3 separate regions of the Homo sapiens genome follow, and regions 2 and 3 are each linked to region 1. The links are chromatin contacts, found by Hi-C or POLR2A ChIA-PET in ENCODE. All regions are on one chromosome and are shown on one strand. The core of a region is the stretch at or near the end of the contact, and the rest is flanking DNA. Distances in the headings are between cores, read along the strand shown.

Region 1 (4,101 bases), core at 794-3,293:
AAACAAAACCAAACTTCAAGACCCAGGGCTGGCAAACTTTTTACATAAAGGCCAGACAAAAAACAGTCTAGGCTTTGCGGGTCACATACGATTGGTCTCTGTGGAGATGCCTTTTTGTTTCTTTTTATGAACGCTTAAAAAACATATAAGCCATCCTTAGCTAACAAGTTAAAAAACAAAACTGAAGGGCACCAGTGGTAACTGGCCACGCCTTGCTCTAGACATTCAGAGACACCGGAGGAAACCTCAGGCCAGAGGACACCTGGGATGAGGCCCTGGAAATACCAGCTCTCCTCCCTCCCATGCTTCTCCCCAAAGCAACAGGACACGGTGCCGACCCCTCATTTACAACGATGAGCTGTGAACACCAGGAGAGTCTCTAAAAGTGCACCCTTGCCTGGCTGTGTCCGGCACGCTCGGACTGGCCGATCTGGGGGCGGCTCCACCTCCACCTTCTTCCCAGGATCAAAGTCGTCAGCCTCTCCCTCCGTGTCACAGTGCTCCCTCTCTCGCTTCCGCTTCTTCTCTTCCTGGGCGGCAGAGTCAAGGGAGTGAGAAAGGCAGGAGTAGGCGGGATCCGGACAGGTCTGCCCAATCCCCTCGCAGTTCTCAGGGGAGGGACAGAACTAAGGGAAACCCCCTCCGAGATCCTCCTCATGCCAGGCTCCCTCCTCACAGAGACCCTGGCAGGGTCTGCTGAGGAACAGCACACCCAGGATCCTGGAACTGAGTCTGCGGGCCTCAGCGGTTCGCGTTTTGCTACCAACGGAACACCCCCTCCCCTCCTCCAGCCACGCAGGCGCACTCTGCCTGGGTCCTGGGACCAGGCTCCCCACGGGCTCCTCGTGGGCAGCGTCCGGGCCACCGCCGCTGCTCCTTTACCTTTCGCTTCCTTCTTTCCTCATCGTCCAGATGCTTCTCCTTCTCGGACTTCTTCTTCTTCTTCTTTTTCTTTTCTTTGTGCCTCTCTCGCTCATGGTCTGACCTGTCATCATAGTAACTGGAGTCGTGGCCGGATCCTGAGAGTTCAGTCACTTCACTTCCTCCGACCTTCAGGACTAGCTTTAGAGGCTTCTCCAGGGGCTTGTCGGCATAATCTGCACAGACACAGACCGAGTTCTACCCGCGTGCTCAGGTGCAAACGCCACGCAGCCAGGTGAGACGTGAAGGTGCTAAGAGGGAAAGGCCTCCCTAAGGAGTACAGCGGGGCTGCCAACCAGCAGGGAAAGACGGAAGGGAAGACCACAGTGGCGGCATGTCACTGCCTCCTTGTTCTCCCTTCCCCTCCGCAGGGAGCTTCAGGTCCCTTTCGAGCCACGGTGTCCTCACCAGAGGCCCTGTGGGATGTTGTTCACATTACTCGTTCAAGAAGATGGATTAAGAGGGACCTGGAACCCCGGAGCCCGATCTCCCTCCTAGAAACCCCCAGCACTTCGGTTCACCCTCGCCTGACTTCCTGCAGGCGCCCGTGCTGCCCGCTGACACCCATGGAGCTGCTGCGGGAGCAAGGGAGAGGGAGGGAAAGGCGGGAGAAAGGGCAGCCCAGCTTCTCCCTGAGCTCCACACAAAAGCCAGCACAGATGCTTCCCTAGTCTCCAGGACCGGGGTGAGTGGGCTTGCAGCCTCGAACCCAGAACCCTCTACCAGGAACGTAAGCGCCTACCCAGGACCCCTCACGTGTGCCCGGTTCCCTGCCCGAAATCCCAGGACCCCCTCCCGCGTGCCCAGAACCCCTCCCTCGTGGCCAGGACCTCGCCCGGTGCCCAGGACCCCCGTCCGCGTGCCCGGAACTCCTCCCCCGTGCCCGGGACCCCGCCCGCCGCGCGTCACAAAGCGCCGCCGCCTCACCCTCGTAGGACGAGCGCCACTCGGCCTTGTGCTTCTTGTGCTTCTTGCCCATGGCGGCGCCGGCGGCGGGCCCGAGGCGGGGGCTGGGAACAGCTGGCACCCGGTCGGACCTTGGCCGCCACCGCCCCCTGGCCCTGGCTGGCCGCCCGCGCTCGCTGCGCCGAGGTTGCCGAGCTCGCTGGGCCGCGCCGGAAACGGGGCGAGGCGGGGCCGCGGCAGGAAGTGGCCCTGCCGGGCCCGAGCGCTTCCGGGTCAGGAGGTGGTGCGCCTCGCGCGGCAGATTCGAAGCTAGGGCGGGGCCCGCGGGCTGAGGCAGCGGCTGTGGCGGCGACGCTGGGCGTGAGGTGGCGGCGGCCGCGCCCTGGTTGGGTCCCCACTGCTCTCGGGGGCGCCATGGACGAGGCCGTGGGCGACCTGAAGCAGGCGCTTCCCTGTGTGGCCGAGTCGCCAACGGTCCACGTGGAGGTGCATCAGCGCGGCAGCAGGTGAGCCGGACCTGTCCGACACATCCTCTGGGCACCCACCCGCCCCGACCCCAGCGCGTGCACCGAGCCCCGACCCCAGCGCACTGATTCTGATGCGACCGAACCCCAGGGTACTGATCCGGCCCGACTGGACCCGGGCGCACAGGCCGCCGGGCCCCGACCGGATCCTAGCGCAATGACGCGACCCCACCGCAGGGCACTGACCCGGCCGACCCGAGCCCTGCGCGCAGGACCCCAGCTCACAGATTGAGCCCCGACCCGACCTCAGCTCACGGACCTGGCCCTGACCCTGCCCCTGCCCCGGCTGTCCTCCAGTGCATTGATGTGGCCCTGAGTCCCACGTTGGAGAATAGGATGGCTGCGCATTACAGAGAGCTCTAGTCTCAGCCGAAAGCTGGGTGGTTATTCTTTGAGCCACTGCTTCTCAGACCCTTTAATTGTTCCCGTTCCTCACGGACTCGATGTTAAATTTTTAGGGTTCAAAGCACATCCCACTCATTTGTGACCAAGTCAGTTCATGGTATGGTGGGGCCTGTGGGCTGTGCTGCTCCCTGGAGTGGGGGGAACTCAGCGGCGGGGCCAGACCTTCACAGACCCTCCTTATGTCCACGGAGGGTGGATTGAGGTCAGGTGAGACCACCAGCCTCAGAGGGGATGCAGAGGAAGAGACCTTTCCTTTAACAGAATAGCTGTTGACTGGGTATTTTCTAGGTGCTGGAGTTCAGACACGTCAGCATAATTGCACCAGGGCCCAGAGACACCTGCACAAAGCCCCATCACAGCCTGGCGACACCTGTGTAAACACCTTAGCGCTCAGAGACACCTGTACACAGTGCCACCGCAGCCTAGAGACACCCCATGTACAACCACACCTGGGCCCAGAGACGCTAGGCATAATCACACCAGAGCACAGCTGCACCTAGAGGACAGACACCTACGTACAACTGCACCAGAGTTCATAGACACCTGCACACAACCGCACTATGCATGGTGGTCGCTGCTTGTAGGGTGCTGGGACGATTGCAAAGGGGCCACATGTCACCTGCCTGGCTCTGAGGAGCCTGTCCAGGAGGGCTCAGAGGGAGGCAGACATTGAATAGGACTTAGAGGGTGACTGCAGTTGATCAGGCCAGTAAGCTGGGACAGTGCATAGCAGGGCACAGAGGTGTGATCCGGGACCAGGTCACTGTTGTAGAAAGGGGAGGTGTTAGGAGGACTGCAGCAAGGGGGACCAAGGGAAGCCCTGGATACCAAGCTGAAAGCATTAGATTTTCTCAGCACGAATCACGGCTATTGGAGACTTGTTACAATGCAGACCCCAGGCCTGACCCCACAGCTGTGGAACTTCATTAGTAATAGTGAAAGCCAACATTATTGCGTGCTTACTATGTGCCAGGTATCGTCCTAAACACTTTGAGTGTATTAATGACTTCACAGTAGCCCAGCATAGCGAGAACTCTTACTGTTGTCCCCTTTTTCTAACTGGGAGCTGAGGCACAGCTTCTTCAGGGCACAGCTGGTAGAGGACCCACAGGCAAGGGGTGGCTCTAGATTTGGTCCCAGGCAGGCCAACTCCAACTTACCCTGTTAACTACTGGGCTTTCTTATGTATTGTCTGAGTTTTTCAAAACACTTCATTTTAACATTTTGTTTTTGAACTAAGATCATTTATGTGTGTTTTGGCTTCTTTTTTTAGCACTGCAAAGAAAGAAGACATAAACCTGAGTGTTAGAAAGCTACTCAACAGACATAATATTGTGTTTGGTGA
Region 2 (4,101 bases), core at 896-3,395, 490 kb after region 1:
AGATTGGTCCTGCATCCTTTTGGCCCCCCCCGCTGCCCTCTGAGCGCTCTGCCTTACTGACCACCCCCCCCCCGCTGCCCTTTGGGCGCTCTACCTTACTTTGTGGGACCACTCCATGTTCACCCGGGAACCCTCCCTGCCTCAGTGCTATCTGGGGGCCCCAGTGCCTGACCTGGAGAAAGATGTTAGTGCCCGAGATCCGGCTCTGGGGGTGCCCATGGCTGTAGGGTGTCCCTGCTCCGAGGTCCCCCAGTGGACACAGCTAAAGCCTCGGTGAGAACACACGGGCCCATGCCAGGCTCACACCCGTCTACCCAGCCGTCTACCGACACTTCCGTGCTGAAACTACAAGCTCCTACTGCCGCCTCCCCTCCCAGCCTCCCATGCTCCTTACTGGTAGCTCCCTTCTCCAGCAGCGAGGCTCGTCACCCACAGCGCGGCCGCTGGAAGGTGACCTGAGCGGCCAGACAGGGCCTCCTGCTCAGAGTTTAAAGCTCTGCTGTCGCCATCCTTAAGTTCTTAATGAGTTTTGAGCAAGGGCCCTGCAATCTCATTTCGCACCAGGTCCCGCAAATTATGTATCCGGCTCTAATTACCCACAATATGCTTGCTTGCTCAAGTCTGGAGCACACACAAAGTAATCTCATAATTGCTAACCCAGGTTGCTGTGCAAAACAGCTTCACAAACTAGGGCACAGTGTCTGCACGCCATTCTTTTTGTCTTACAGCCCATGATACTGTCTTCCAAAGCATGCGGTAGGTTTTCTTTTCCCCACTCCCTTCGATGAGGTTCACCTGTTACTGCTTATATTCCATTTCGGCTTCAAGCCCCCATCCCGGTTGATTTTAATCACTTATTTACTTTGGGGGGTGTGTGGTATATTTCTGTGGTCCTGGAAGGAACACAAAAGCTGCAGCCTCCATAATAAGGTAAGCCCACCAGCGCCTGTACCTTTGAGGACCATGAAGGGAAGGGTCTGTCTCCCTGTTCCCTCCACTAACTCCCCCCATCTCTCTGGCCCCCACTTCTCCGCAAAGTGGAAACTCCCTGGGGAGGCAGAAGACCAGGGTGGCAGGACTGCAGGCAGAGAGGGATTCCTGCCGCCCCATGGCTGGGTACCGCTGGTAGGCCACGCACACACTGGGTAAGTGTGCACTAGGCACTGACGTTAAGGGCCAGGCGTTGGTCCCTCCGTCTCACCTGCGCCAACTCAGCACAGGGAGAGAGCTGAGGCTCTGACAAGGATACAGGGCAGAGAGCAGGAAACAGCAGGGCTCAGGCTAGGGGTGGGAGCCCAGCTGCTCAGGAGTTGAAGTGCAGGCCCCCTGTGGGCACCTGGCGGACAGGAAAGGAAGGAGACTAAGGAGTGTGTTGTACTTTATCTGTACCTGGCTACGTGAGATCAGACTGTCACCCAGCATTAACTAAACCTTACAGTGGAGACAGTGGGTTGTATCACTCCCGAGAAGAAACCACAGAACGCTGTAGGAGTAATGCCTGCACCGGCTTCCCCCGCACCACACGGAGCGGCTGCCTACAGCTTTGTTAGGGGCTGAATGCAACCCCGATGCAGGCACCAGCCCTCCAGAGCAGCCTCCATGGAGGAATGCGGTTCCCCACTCTGCCCACATACCTCTCCTGCAGCAGCGCTGAACACCGTCTCCGGACGTCTGGAGCTATCACCATGGGCAACACTTTCGTGGTCTTTATTTTTAGCTTCTCCTTTAGAAACTCACTTTTTGGGGTGGTTTTGTGTCCAGAAGTTGGTGGGTTCTTAGTCTCGTCTTCAAGAATGAAGCCGCAGACCCTCGCGGTACATGTTACGGTTACCTAAAAACGGTGTGTCTGGAGTTTGTTCCTTCTGGTGCGTTCGTGGTCTACACTGATTTCAGGAGTGAAACTGCAAACCTCCGCGGTGAGTGTCACAGCTCCTAAAAATGCAGCACGTCCAGAGTTCTTTGCCCCTCCCAGTGGATTTACAGTCTCGCTGGCTTCGGGAGTGAAGCTGTAGACCTTTACCGTGAGCGTTGCAGCTCACAAACGCAGCACAGACACAAACACTGAGCAGCAGTAAGATTTACTACGAAAACCAAACAAGGAAAGCTCCCAGAGGACAAAAGCAGACCCTAACAGGTTGCCACCGCTGGCTCCCGCAGCCTGCTTTTATTCCCTTATCTGACCCCACCCACATCCTGCTGACTGGTCCATTTTACGGAGAACTGATTGGTCCATTTTACAGAGAGCTGATTGGTCCATTTTACAGAGAGCTGATTGGTCCATTTGGACAGGGTGCTCATTGGTGCATTTACAAACCTTTAGCTGGCTACAGAGTGCTGATTGGTGTGTTTACAATCCTTTAGGTAGACAGAAAAGTTCTCCAAGTCACCACCGGAGCCAGAAGCCCAGCCGGCCTCACCTCTCAGTAGCACTCCCTTTAGAACTTTGCAGCATCTACCCTGGGCACTCCGGCAGCCCAGAGGGAGCTCATCCCCAGATCAAGCCCAGCAGGCGTCGGCGGGCCAGCCAAGCCTGCACCCACCCGGAACCCGCGCCGCCCGCGAGCGCTGCGCTCAGCCCCCGCTCCCGCCCGCGCCTCTCCGCCAGCAGAGGGAGCTGGCTCCAGCCTCGGCCAGCCCCAGAGAGGGGCCCCACAGCGCAGCGGCAGGCCGAAGGGCTCCTCAAGCACGGCCAGAGCCGACACGGAGGCCCAGGAAGCGCCGAGAGCCAGCGAGGGCTGCTGGCACGTTGTCACCTTTCAGTTTCACAATATCCCAAGATGCATTAGTAGTTTCTGTAGCCTGAGTGTTAGTGGCCCCCAAAATTGATAGGTTGGAACCTAATACCCAATGTGATGGTGTTAACAGGTGGGACCTTTGGGAGGTGAGTAGATCACGAGGGCTGTGCTCTCACGAATGGCATGAGTGGCCCGGGTAGAAGAGGCTCCAGGGAGCTCCCTCGCTCTGTCCACCCTGAGCCTTGTCAAGAGGCGCCGTCTTGGAAGCAGAGGGCTGCCTCATGGGACGCCACATCCGCCAGCACCCTGGTCTTGGACTTGCAGCCTCCAGGACTGTGAGCAATAAATGTCTGTTGTTGACAAGTGGCTCAGGCTTAGGCGTGTTGTCACAGCAGCCCGAATGGACTCCAGCAGCAGAGCAGCCAGGGCTGCACGTGGTGCGTGAACACACCCGCCGCCCTCCTCCTCCTGGGGCATATGACGGCTGCGCAGCTCTGTGTATCCAGTTTCTGGGCTGTTCCATGCCCCTATTCCCCTGATTGCTATGTTCTCCAGCTGAAAGAGCACACTGATTTTGCCTTCAGCCCACTCTCATTTTCCCCCAGATTTCACTAAGTGATTTTGCTAAGTGATGGCTGTGCTTCCCCTGTGCGCTTCTCTCTGGCTGGTTTCTACTCCGGATCCACTAGTGGGGCCAGAAAGAGCAGTAGGAAGGAACCTGAGGTTCCTGTCCACCATCAGGCATGTGCACACCTACACCCACACACCCCTGCACTGTGCACACCCACACACACTTGCACACCCACCTGTGCACACGTACATCCATACACACATGCTCACCCCTACATGGACACCCACACACGTGCACGTGCCCATACACATGCACACCCATGCACACACCTGTCTGTGCACACCCCACACCCATGCATGCCGGCACACACCCATGCACATCCACACACAGGCACATACCCACACACACGTGCACACCTCACACCCATGCATACCTGCACACGCTTGCACACTCACCTGTGCACACACATCATACCTGCATGCACACCCCCACACGCACACCCACACACCTGTGCACACACCCATACACATGCATGCCCACACCCACATGTGCACACACCGTACATACCTGCACACACCCACGTATGCACATGGTCAACACTCACCCACTCAGGCACTCTTACATGCACACACGCACACAGACATGGCCACTTTCATGGACACACACCCACACACGCCCACATATACACGCATGCCCACCTAAACCACTCACTTGACCAAATAGCTTTTCAGGAGAGCGCCTGGTCCTGAAGCTTTCTAGGCATTTCGGTAGCCAAACCCTCTTGATCGTGTGGTT
Region 3 (4,101 bases), core at 457-2,956, 450 kb after region 1:
CCCCACTTCCTCCAGGCTGACACTGTGCCAGGTCAAATGGAAAACCTCACTAGCTGTCCTTGGTAACTGGTACACGGCCCGGCACGGAAGAGGCAGTATTCATGTCTGGGAAATTAAACCCAGTGCAGATGAATCCTGAGCATTTTTGAAAGGTGTGGGCAGCTACAACCGAGCGGGCAGCTTGGTCACCAGCACTTCTGGCCTCCCCTTCATGGAGGCAGAGAGAGGGCAGGAACTGGCTTGAGGTCACAGGCCTAAAGAGGCCAGGCAGAAACCGGCTTGCCAGCGCCTCCAGCTACCCCCAGGGACTGGCTGCCTAGAGGGCGTGGAGTCCAGCATGAGTCTCAAACTTTCATTATTCTCTCCTCAGATACCTCCCAGGCAATGAAGGGAAATGGTTGACTTGTGAGAAGCAAATCATATTTAAAAGTATACTTATTCAATTAAAAAAAATTAGGCCATGTCAGATGTAATTTTTAAGATACTCTACATATTTGGACATTGATCTATTCTAACGTCACATGTCACTTATTTATGATTTTCTACAAAATTGCTTCCTCTATCCTCATCTCTTTTCCCTCACAAGTAACTTAAGCGAACTACTTCCACCAGGAAAAGACAAGTTGGTCCCCGGTAGTGAAACTGCAGAGTTGTCTGCTCTCCACTGGTTCACCAAGCGTGGCCCCTGCTCCTTCGGAGCCTCCCCGTCCAGGACATCCCACTGCCATCACACTCTGCTGAGAACTACTTCTTAAACGACATTCATCACCTGTCACCTTCCAGGCTGAATGTTTACAGGCCACGCATAGGCCTCCAGTTAGGATATTCTACCACTTCAAGACATTCGGTAAGACTAGTTCTCTAAAATAAACATGTTATGTACAGAAAGCTAACTTTTAAACAATCTGAACATGAGTAATGTTTTCCCTTTCACTGGCATTTTGTCCTACGCCCATACCTTTCAAATTTGGACTCCACATCAAAGTCTTCCACATTCAAGACCAGGTCGATGTTGTTCTCAGCACCCAGGTGGGACCTCGTCGTGGTGTACACGCTCAGCTGGAAAGGAGGGGGCGTCGAGAGTCAGCTCGGCCAGGCCCTGGCAGGACGCACTCAAATCCCACGGCCAGCTGGAGGGCGGAAGACCTGGCCGCTGGGGAACCAGGAAAGGTTCCATCTCGACTCGCGCGGCCACAGCTCCGAACTGGGACGGGAAGGCGACGTCTGGGGCCTGGAGGAGAGGCCCCCACCCCAACCCGCCCGGCCCCCGGCCCCGCGGACGCTCACCTGCAGCTTGGGCCGCCGCGCCAGGTAGGGCTGGATGCAGTTGGCGTCGCCGGAGCACGGGCGGGTGTAGACGATGCCGTACATGACCCAGCAGGTGTGCACCACGTAGACCACGAACACGCCCACCACCAAGCTGGTGAAGGAGCTGCGGCCGCTCCACATGGCGGCCCCGCGCCCGGCGCCCCCGGCCCGCCCGCCTCTCAGCCGCGAGCCCCGCCCGCCCGGCGCCCAGCCCGCCGCTCCGGGCTCCGCCGCTCACTGGAGAGCCGCCGCGCGCCACCGCCACCGCCGCGGGGGAACGAATGCGCCGCGCGCCGCAGACCGCCGGCCGCCCCGCATGCTCCGGCCCCGCTCCCACCTGGCGCCGCGGGATTCGCCGGCCCCGCGCGCCGCTTCCGGGCCCCGCCGCCTGCCGGAAGTGGACGCGCCGCGCGGCTCCCTGGGAAACGGAGTCTCGGCCGCTGCCGCGCACGCGCATCCAGGATGCGGCGCGTGTGTGACGTTACCCGCCCGCGCCGCCCTCCTGGGGTGCCTCTCAGGGACCCAGGCGCTCAGCTGCTGGGGCCGCGGAGGGCGTTCGCGGGGCGCCGGGGAAGGCTAGGGCCGCGGGGTCCCCGGGGCGCCGTCCCCAACCGCCGACGCCTGCCAGACCACCAAGTGGGGGCCATGTCGACGTGTGAGGAGCCTGGTGGAAGGTGATACTGGAATTCCGGCACTGGGCCTGCAACCCTTTTAGTCCACAGTTGTCAGAATCTAAAGGGAAGAAAAACGAAGTGCTCAGAACCCTCACAGAAGCCGGGCACCTCATCCCGTGTGTGGGTTTTTTCCCCAGTACAAACCCATTGTGGGGACAGGCGCTTTTGAAGAAAAAATTCAGATTCCCGGGCTGAAGTGGCTCCTCACAGCCTTGAACCTGACCCCCAGCTTCCCGCTAAAGCCGAGCGTGCCCAGCACGGCGAGGTCAGCAGAGGCCCCTCGGAGGGCGGCCGGGGGAGGTCAGTGGGAGGCCCTCGGGCAGCCGGTGGATGGGCCGGCGACCTCCCCGACTCCATCAGAAGCGCTCAGTCTGTGCCCTTCAGTTACTGGAGCAGCTCCCGTCCTTTGGCCAGTTCTCTGGAAGGTCGTTTCCGTTTCTGTGTCTGCCACACGTGCAGCACAATCGAAAAACCTTGTTCGACATTTCTAGAAAGAGTAGATGCTACTGAAGACCCAATAGATTGCTGAGGGTTTTCAGAGCAGGGACAATTGCATCAGGGTGCTGGGCTCCGGGAAGAACTCAGAGGACTTGGCTGACGGGCGGATGGGACAGTGATTGGTGCCGAGAATGGGCCAGAGAAGCAGGTCTGCCTGGAGCAGGCACCCGAGGCCGCGTGCAGGGGCGGTCCTGGGCCACCAACCCCTGGAAGCTGGGCCAGGAGCTTCGGAGCCATCCGAGGCTTTTTTCGCTCCTCTCACTCTCATGCACCTAGTTACCCTCCCCACAGAGTCTTCTCACGGCGCGGTTTTCGGCTACCATTGCAGTGGTGTCTGACTACACCCAGTGCCTCTATCGTTCCCCCCTCAGTCTGTTCTCGCTTCTTGGCAAACCTGTCCTTGGAAAGCCCTCTGCTGACTCCTGTTACCCTGATCAAATGCATCCTCCTCAGGAGGCTCGTGAGCCCTTTGCAGGGTGGCCCAAGAGGCATCACGCCCTGCTCTCCAGCCACTCTTGGGGTCCCCTACAGGGCCAGGCGTCCCACACCAGCAGCGGGTGCTGGTCCTGCCACAGTCTGTGCGACACGTGAATGAAGGCTGTAGACCTGTGGTCTGCGGGAGGCAAATTCCAACTCCAGCTGTCAAACATAAGGGGACTGGTAGGCTCTCCAGGGTGGATTGTCTCACGGCATCCAGAGGCAGGGACCGAGGCAGGGACCTAGCCAGGCCTCGGGAAGGAGCTGCAAACCCAGGAGCTCTGGGGTGTGGCTTCATCTCCCTCCCTCCCTACCACCCTACCCCCATCTCTCCGTGTTCTTCAGATGCCTCATTTTCCTGTCAGGCACCTGGCCAGCTCTAGGAGCTGGAATCAGGTTGGTGCCTCCTTGGTCAGTGTCCACCCCTAGTGTCATCCACAGTGACCAACGGAAGGGGTGGCCGGTGGTACAGGACATTGGCCATCTTGGGAAAGATCACAGAGACAGGAAGGGCCTCTCCAGCTGAGCAGATGAGAGGTTCTTCAGTGGTCTGGACACATTTGCCCACTCATGGCCGTCCCCCTGCCCTGTTGAGAGAACCGATGAGGAAAGGGAGCCCTGCATCTGTCGCCTTCCGACTCCGACCGCCTGAGGCTGGGCTGCCGGCAAGCCGCGGCAGCATATGACAGCACTTGAAAGAAAGTCCCTGGAAAGAATGTGGATCATTGCAGAACTCCCTCAAGAAAGCGCCAGAGGAGGACCCCATTCAGCACCCCGCAGAACTCCTCAAACTCCTGCGTCCACACTCCCCCAGCGTGGTGGCTGCTTCTATCTCCCCAGGCTTAGCTGGCCTGGGTCTTGAAGGCCTCTCCTCCTGCTGTCCCCACGCAGCATCCTCTCTGCCACTGCACAGCTGGATGCAGTGAAGGCCAGGCGGCTGTGGCTGCTTGGGCAACAGGAGCTGCTTGACCCTGTTCTGCTGGCCTTGTTGGCCTCACTCCCGTAGAGAGCCAAGGTTACCCACGTCTCTGAAGCTAAGGCTTTCTTTCTAGGCCTGGGGGAGTCACATCTTGCATTCGTACTCACTGAGCTCCACGTCTATGGTTAGAGAATTTATCAACATTTTATAATGCTTTTATCAATT

The links. Hi-C counts contacts between places; a loop is a spot of excess contacts on that map. ChIA-PET counts read pairs that join two places held with the same protein, here RNA polymerase II (POLR2A). Pooled maps may share reads with other maps.
Region 2: a loop to region 1 is called in a map of CD4-positive, alpha-beta T cell, with 2.6 times the contacts of the local background. The contact joins the promoter of LINC01511 here to the promoter of BRD9 in region 1. A Hi-C loop is called at or near these places in 1 of 168 maps with a recorded cell type or tissue (CD4-positive, alpha-beta T cell) and 7 of 50 pooled maps. POLR2A ChIA-PET finds 5 or more read pairs at or near these places in 1 of 52 experiments (CD4-positive, alpha-beta memory T cell).
Region 3: a map of CD4-positive, alpha-beta T cell shows a loop between it and region 1 (6-fold over the local background). The contact joins the promoter of CLPTM1L here to the promoter of BRD9 in region 1. A Hi-C loop is called at or near these places in 5 of 168 maps with a recorded cell type or tissue (CD14-positive monocyte, CD4-positive, alpha-beta T cell, aorta and 2 more), 3 of 37 single-sample maps with no recorded cell type and 19 of 50 pooled maps. POLR2A ChIA-PET finds 5 or more read pairs at or near these places in 1 of 52 experiments (CD8-positive, alpha-beta T cell).

Annotation. Positions count from the first base shown.
Region 1 is chr5:890,758-894,858 of GRCh38, forward strand. BRD9 (bromodomain containing 9) reads right to left here and starts at 2,044. Exons shown (of 16, transcript NM_023924.5): 1 at 1,849-2,044; 2 at 883-1,097; 3 at 398-530. The coding sequence starts at 1,900. TRIP13 (thyroid hormone receptor interactor 13) reads left to right here and starts at 2,127. Exons shown (of 13, transcript NM_004237.4): 1 at 2,127-2,333; 2 at 4,030-4,101. The coding sequence starts at 2,242. RefSeq lists silencers at 1,385-1,603, 1,794-2,413 and an enhancer at 1,413-2,045.
Region 2 is chr5:1,377,928-1,382,028 of GRCh38, forward strand. LINC01511 (long intergenic non-protein coding RNA 1511) reads right to left here and starts at 2,146. Exons shown (of 2, transcript NR_125810.1): 1 at 1,635-2,146.
Region 3 is chr5:1,343,393-1,347,493 of GRCh38, forward strand. CLPTM1L (CLPTM1 like) reads right to left here and starts at 1,707. Exons shown (of 17, transcript NM_030782.5): 1 at 1,288-1,707; 2 at 959-1,059. The coding sequence starts at 1,449.